Linked DNA regions of Homo sapiens: region 1 is linked to region 2. Evidence: read pairs that join two places in POLR2A ChIA-PET (ENCODE). Cell type or tissue: IMR-90. All regions are shown on one strand. Each heading gives the region's core, and the rest is flanking DNA. Links, peaks and the distances in the headings are about the cores only.

The links. ChIA-PET counts read pairs that join two places held together with the same protein. Peaks named below come from ENCODE experiments on the same cell type or tissue, not always from the same donor. Only the 100,000 strongest peaks of a DNase experiment are listed, where the experiment ranks them.
Region 1: POLR2A ChIA-PET joins it to region 2 with 5 read pairs; 2 of 35 experiments call an interaction of 5 or more read pairs at or near these places.

Annotation. Positions count from the first base shown.
Region 1 is chr2:172,207,798-172,210,714 of GRCh38, forward strand. No RefSeq gene overlaps it. Among named protein-coding and RNA genes, the nearest start is that of DLX2-DT, 110 kb to the left of the region's middle. In IMR-90, for the core only: no CTCF peak of the experiment used is centred there; DNase peaks (open chromatin) are centred at 194 and 1,394; H3K27ac peaks cover 206 bases.
Region 2 is chr2:172,601,494-172,604,410 of GRCh38, forward strand. It overlaps PDK1 (pyruvate dehydrogenase kinase 1), which reads left to right. Exons shown (of 11, transcript NM_002610.5): 11 at 1-2,917. Among named protein-coding and RNA genes, the nearest start is that of PDK1-AS1, 46 kb to the left of the region's middle. In IMR-90, for the core only: no CTCF peak of the experiment used is centred there; no DNase peak of the experiment used is centred there.

The DNA.
Region 1 (2,917 bases), core at 112-2,611, 390 kb before region 2:
GAAAGCCTGCAGTTGTCAGGAGCTATAGTGACTTGGGGCTCTGCTAGTCGCCATTAATACACCTTTTTTGGTAAACAGAGTATTTTTACAAATAGAGTTCTCTGAGAGGGACTTGTTGGTGGGGGAATTCTGTGAGTTCCATCCATTTCATCATAACTCAAGGGGTGAAAGTTGAGACAAACATATAACAGCCGTGTACTCAGCTGGCAGCTGCTTACACGGGTCATCATTACATCATTAATGGGTCATCATTACAGCCCCCTTGCTGAGCTTCCTATCTTGGTAGGTTAATGGCTGACGGGTGTGTGGCCTTGTGCCCTGAAAGTGAGCTTTGATCCATTTTTACAGCAATGTATTTCTACCCTGGAAAGTTCCGTAGCTCTCCAGTTCCACACTAGCAGGAAGGACTCCGATTGCTGAAGACAGGTGGGGACTCTTGACTTAGAGCCAGATATCCTTCTCCACTCCTATCCCTCTCCTGTTCCCTAATTGGGAATTTCCTGGGGGTTTATCTTGGTAGGTTAGTGTCACAGGTGACATCTTGTATGAGGACAAATTAGTATAGGAGGGAGAAGTATATATCTTTCACAGTATATGCACTGTAGCAATGGCCTCCTTAAGATATAGCTATACGTCTTTATGTAATTTTCTTTCCAGGGGCAATACCCACCTCCCTCACTGACACTGTCAATGGCATCTCCAGTTAGTTATTCCCCACTCCACGTCACAGCAGTGAGGATGGGCTCCTCTGCCATCTGTTTTCTTCACCAGGTACATGGGAGAAGCAATGCAGGTGATCCCAGTGCTGTCCTTCAGTGGAGCTCATGAAGGGGCTGACAGATGAATTCTAGATCCACCAGGAGGGATTTTGGTTAAAAGGAGGGCTGCATTATCAGTCAGAGTTGTTAGTCCTGAGGAGGCTGTGGGCTTCTTTTTCTTTAGACCTTGACAAATAAAATAGCTTATTATTAGATAGGAATGCATACTCCCCTCTGAGAGCTGGAAGAAGGCTTGAAGGACCTCTTTGGGGACACTGCTCCCCTGTGGCTATTTTTGTTTTTGTTTTTGACTTAAGGGAGCCAACGTTCAGCAAAGGCTGAGGTAGCAGAAGAATCTATTTATGGCACGTATGTTGTGAAAAACACAATCAGGGCAGAAGCAGATTTTCTCCTCTGGAATAGCAGTTTTCAAGGCTGTAAATTGTGAAACAGCCTAAAGAAGGAAGTGGCCTCAGTTTGATTCATATCTAAACCCTCTTTCCGTGCTTATAAAAGATGATGAGCCTAGGGTCAGAGCAAAGGATGGCTTTTGCCTTGATGACACAATTGTCAAATATTTTGTACAGGTTGCAGGACATGCTTGGTGCAGCTTTCAAAGGTTCCTGACCCGCTGAATTCCATTCCTCACTCTTGCTAAACAGTCCCAGAGAAAGCACAGGATATGAAAATCGTAGGCTAGAGGGAGGCAAGCACTGCTGAGCAGTGGATAGAGCCAGAGCCAAACGAGAGGATTTTTCTGTACTGCCTGAGTAAACTATTTTTCTTTATGAAACTTTGAGATTATTCCAGCCCTTATCTTTCTGATGAATTTTTATTAGCTCTTGCTTCAAAGTTTTAAATTTGTTTTTACACTCTAAAATGAAATGTTGTGAAAAACCCAGGAGAACAATGAGCAGAAGCCCGTGTGCTTCCTGGCCATTCTCTGTCTGCGCCATGCTGTTGGATGGTATATTACACATTGAGATGAACTGCTGTATGGGAAAGGCCACCTCATCAGTGGCGTGGAAAGAGCTCAGGGAGGTTTGAAATCATCTGAGCCTGGGGTAGTCAGGTCTGGGCAGGAGGGATTTGAGCTGGGCTTTAATAGGGCGTCTCTGGTCCAGAGGAAGTGAACAAGGAAGGCCTTTGAAGAAATGGGGATGTTTTAAGTGAAAGCACAGAGGTGGGAAAGCAAAGGGTTGACTTAGGCAGTAATGAATGGCAAAGAACAGTGGAGGATGAGGCTGGAATAGTAAATTGGACCAGGTAGACGGTCTCAAAGGCCAAGAGTTTGGTCTTTAGCACACAGGTAGGGAAAGCTAATGAGAGGTTTCTGAATAGGGGATTGCCTCCACGGTGCTCAGACATTTCATGTTGAGGTAGATAGTCTCTGAAGTTCCTTCCTTCCCTAGATACCCTGGTTGTCTTTTTCCTCAAGAGGTGGAGTCTATTTCCCTTCTCATCTGGGTTGGCCTTTGTGACTTTCTTTACTGTTGCAGAAATGACATTCTAGAACTTCTTTTTTTTTTTTTTTGAGATGGGAGTTTTGCTCTGTCACCCAGGCTGGAGTGCAGTGGTGCAATCTTGGCTCACTGCAACTTCTGCCTCGTGGGCTCAAGCAATTTTCATTGCTCAGCCTCCCAAGTAGCTGGGATTACAGGCTTGTGCCACCATGCCGGGCTAATTTTTGCATTTTTAGTAGAGACGGCATTTTGCCATGTTGGCCAGGCTGGTCTCAAACTCCTGGCTTCAAGTGATCCGCCTACCTCAGCCTCCCAAAGTGCTGGGATTACAGGCATGAGCCACCACACCTGGCCTATATTCTAGGACTTCTAAGACTAGGTCATAAGAACCCTTGCTGCTCCCTCCTAGGTCCCTCTGAATGCTCAATCTGGGGATGCTCCCTCTTGGAACCCAGCCACCCTGGGAGAAGCCCAAGACATATGGAGAGGACATGTGTTTATGCTCCGGTTAACAGCTTCATCTGAGCTCCTCCGCCATCCCAGAGCAGAGTGAAGGACAGAAACTGGATCCTTGATTATATACTCAAGTCACTAAATAAAATCTGACCCTGACTTCCAGTTACAGGAGCCAGTGGATCAGTTTTATTGTTTCCAGCCAGTTTGGGTTTATTTTTCTGTTTCTTGCAACTACATGCA
Region 2 (2,917 bases), core at 236-2,735:
ATCTGATGGTTTTATAAGTATTTGGTAGTTCCTCCTGCATTCATTCTTCCTGCTGCCCTGTGAAGAGGTGCCTTCCACCATGATTGTGAGTTTCTGGAGGCTTCTGCAGCCTTGCGGAACTGTGAGTCAATCCTTTTTATTATAAATTACCCCGTCTCAGGCAGTTCTTTATAGCAGTGTGGGGATGGACTAATACTCGCTGGGTTAGCTGGGGTAGGTAAAGCCACAGCTGTGGCAGCAACCAGCTAGTGGGTGTCCCTTGATGGAGGCTTTGCAGGCTGCAGCAGAAGGGACCCTTCAGATAAACCTCCAGTCAGGAAAGGAAAAGGCCCAAATAAACAGTATTTAGATTTTTTTTTAAAGGACATAACTACCAATAGAGATTTAAAATAATCATAAGAATACCATTAACTTTATGATAAAAATTTTGTAAGTGGAGAAGAAATGGATATATTTCTAGGAAAACAGTAGAAGATCCATCTAAGATTTTGACAATTTAAATCAACCACTAAGGAAGTGGAATCAGTAATCACAAGTCCACCTCGCCAAAAGACAATTTTTGAAAGATGAATGTTACCAAAACATCAAGAAACTGATAATTCCTGTCTTATAGAAACTTTGAAATGAGAGAAAGCTACCCAACCCATTTCAGAAAGTTAGTAAAATCTCAAAGCTACACTTGAGCAAAGACTGTGAAATATTAATAGACCAATCTTGTTTATGAACATAGATGGAAAAATTGCTGATGAAATATTGGCACATTGAATGTAGCAGTGCATAAAATATTGTATCATGAGCAAAAGGAGAATCTTTCCCAGGAACAGGAGGATGTTTTAATAAAAATATGTAATTTACCTCTCTACAGATTAAAGGAGAAAAACTATATGATCACATCAACAGAAACAGGAAATTCAGTTTCTTTGGGGGATAGTTGTAATTAAAAGTGCTTAACTCACTTATATAAGCCATTAGTGGATGTTACAATAAACCTCGTATAGTGTCAGATGTAAGACAGACATACTGGAATTGTCTATGAGGTTGGATCCATGGGCCTGCCATGGAAAATTTGTTGAGTAATACGTCCAAGGCGTCACCATTTGCCAGGCGTTGCAAGTATCACCATTTGCAAGGTGTTAACAAAAAGTTACCTGCCTATGGATTCTCCTTTCTAACTCTGACCTAATATTTTGGAGCATAGAGGAAAGAAACATCTTATGTTTCTGTGTTTGGGTAAACATTAGACTTATAAAAGGGCCTAGGGTTTTTTTGTTTGGTAAACCATTGCCTTTCCTGCTTTGGTGTGGCAAATCTTCCTTTGGAGAAAAAGGTCCCTTTAATCTTAAAACCAACTCTCAGTGACCAACAAAAGCAACAAATAGGAACAACCACCCATTAAGAACCATCAGGTGATGCCTCATTTGCTGTGGTGCACAGCTGAACTTGATTGTTACTCTTGGATCAGGGTTGGCTTGATAAGGACTCACTTAACCAATGGAAAGTAAGGTTAAATCTTTGTAAGCAATGCTCCTGATGCGAATCACCTGGAGATCTTGAGCAAATGCAGACTGGTTCAGCAGATCTGGAGTGGGGCCTGAGATTCTGCATTTCTAACAAGTTTCCTGGTGATATTAATGCTGCTGGTCTGTGAGCCATACTTTGAGTAGCAAAGGACTAAAGGTTGTGAGATAAACTGCTTTTAGCAGCCCAAAGGGCCAGCTGGAAAGACGAGACCAGTTACAGAGCAAATGGCAAGACAGATCTGGTAATCTGATTCTTAGAGTACTTAAAAAAGATAAGAAGGATCTATTCCTGATATACAGGGTACTTGGTGGATGTGTCCATGACCTCGAGATCGAAAACCCATTAGTTAATCTTTGTGACATCTGAATTTTAAGGATCTTACCCAGTGAACATATAACTAGTGGAAATCCTGATAATTGGCTAATGCAAGGAAGTGATACCCATGTGTAATGCTTATCTTTGTATCCATTTCATGGGGAAGGTCATGGAAGACGACAGCAAACTTGAGTGGTTAATGAGAGCTTCACTAATGTTGTCTGCTGCAGGCAATAAGTGAAGTCTCTGGCAGTGGGAAGCATGGACCCAAGACCGAAAGCTCTGGCACTTTATAGCAGTGGTGGGGGGTAGATAGGACTTAGTGTGGCCCCTTAAAGAGCAAGGTCCAAGTGATTTTCTCTGGTGAATGTCGATGTGGATCTAGTCTCCAGGGTTAGATCCAGGCAGGTAACATCAAAGTCAGTTGATAAGACCTCTTATGCCTGTGAATGGAAGGCCCTGATAAAACTTCATTATTAATGTTCTGCATTAATTTAGCGGATGACTATAGTCATTTCACATAATCTAATACATGAATGTCCTGTATGGGTGACTGCTGAGGGTTTAACAAAGGAGAGTCCATTTATATTTGGCTGGTAAGATCGATGCTTCTGTCACTACTGATGGGCAAGGATATTAACATCAATATCTAAAAAAATTCTGAGATTTGGATTGTGATGTGTTAAATTTCTAGACCAATTTGAGGAGAATTTAACAATAGCTTTTCAATTTATGAACATGGCGTATATCTTTTTTGGCGGGGGGTGAGGACAGAGTCTTGCTCTGAGATTACCCAGGCTGGAGTTTAGTAGCATGATCTTGGCTCACTGCAACCTCTGCCTCCTGAGTTGAAGCAATTCTCCTGCCTCAGCCTCCCCAGTAGCTGGGATTACAGGCGAGCGCCATCATGCCTGACTAATTTTCGTATTTTTAGCAGAGACAGGGTGTCGCCACCTCAAGGGATCCACCTGCCTTGGCCTCCCAAAGTGCTGGGATTTATAAGCGTGAGTCACCGTACCTGGCCAGACATAGCATATATCTTCCTTTACATAGATTGCCTTTGATTTCTTTCATTGTTACT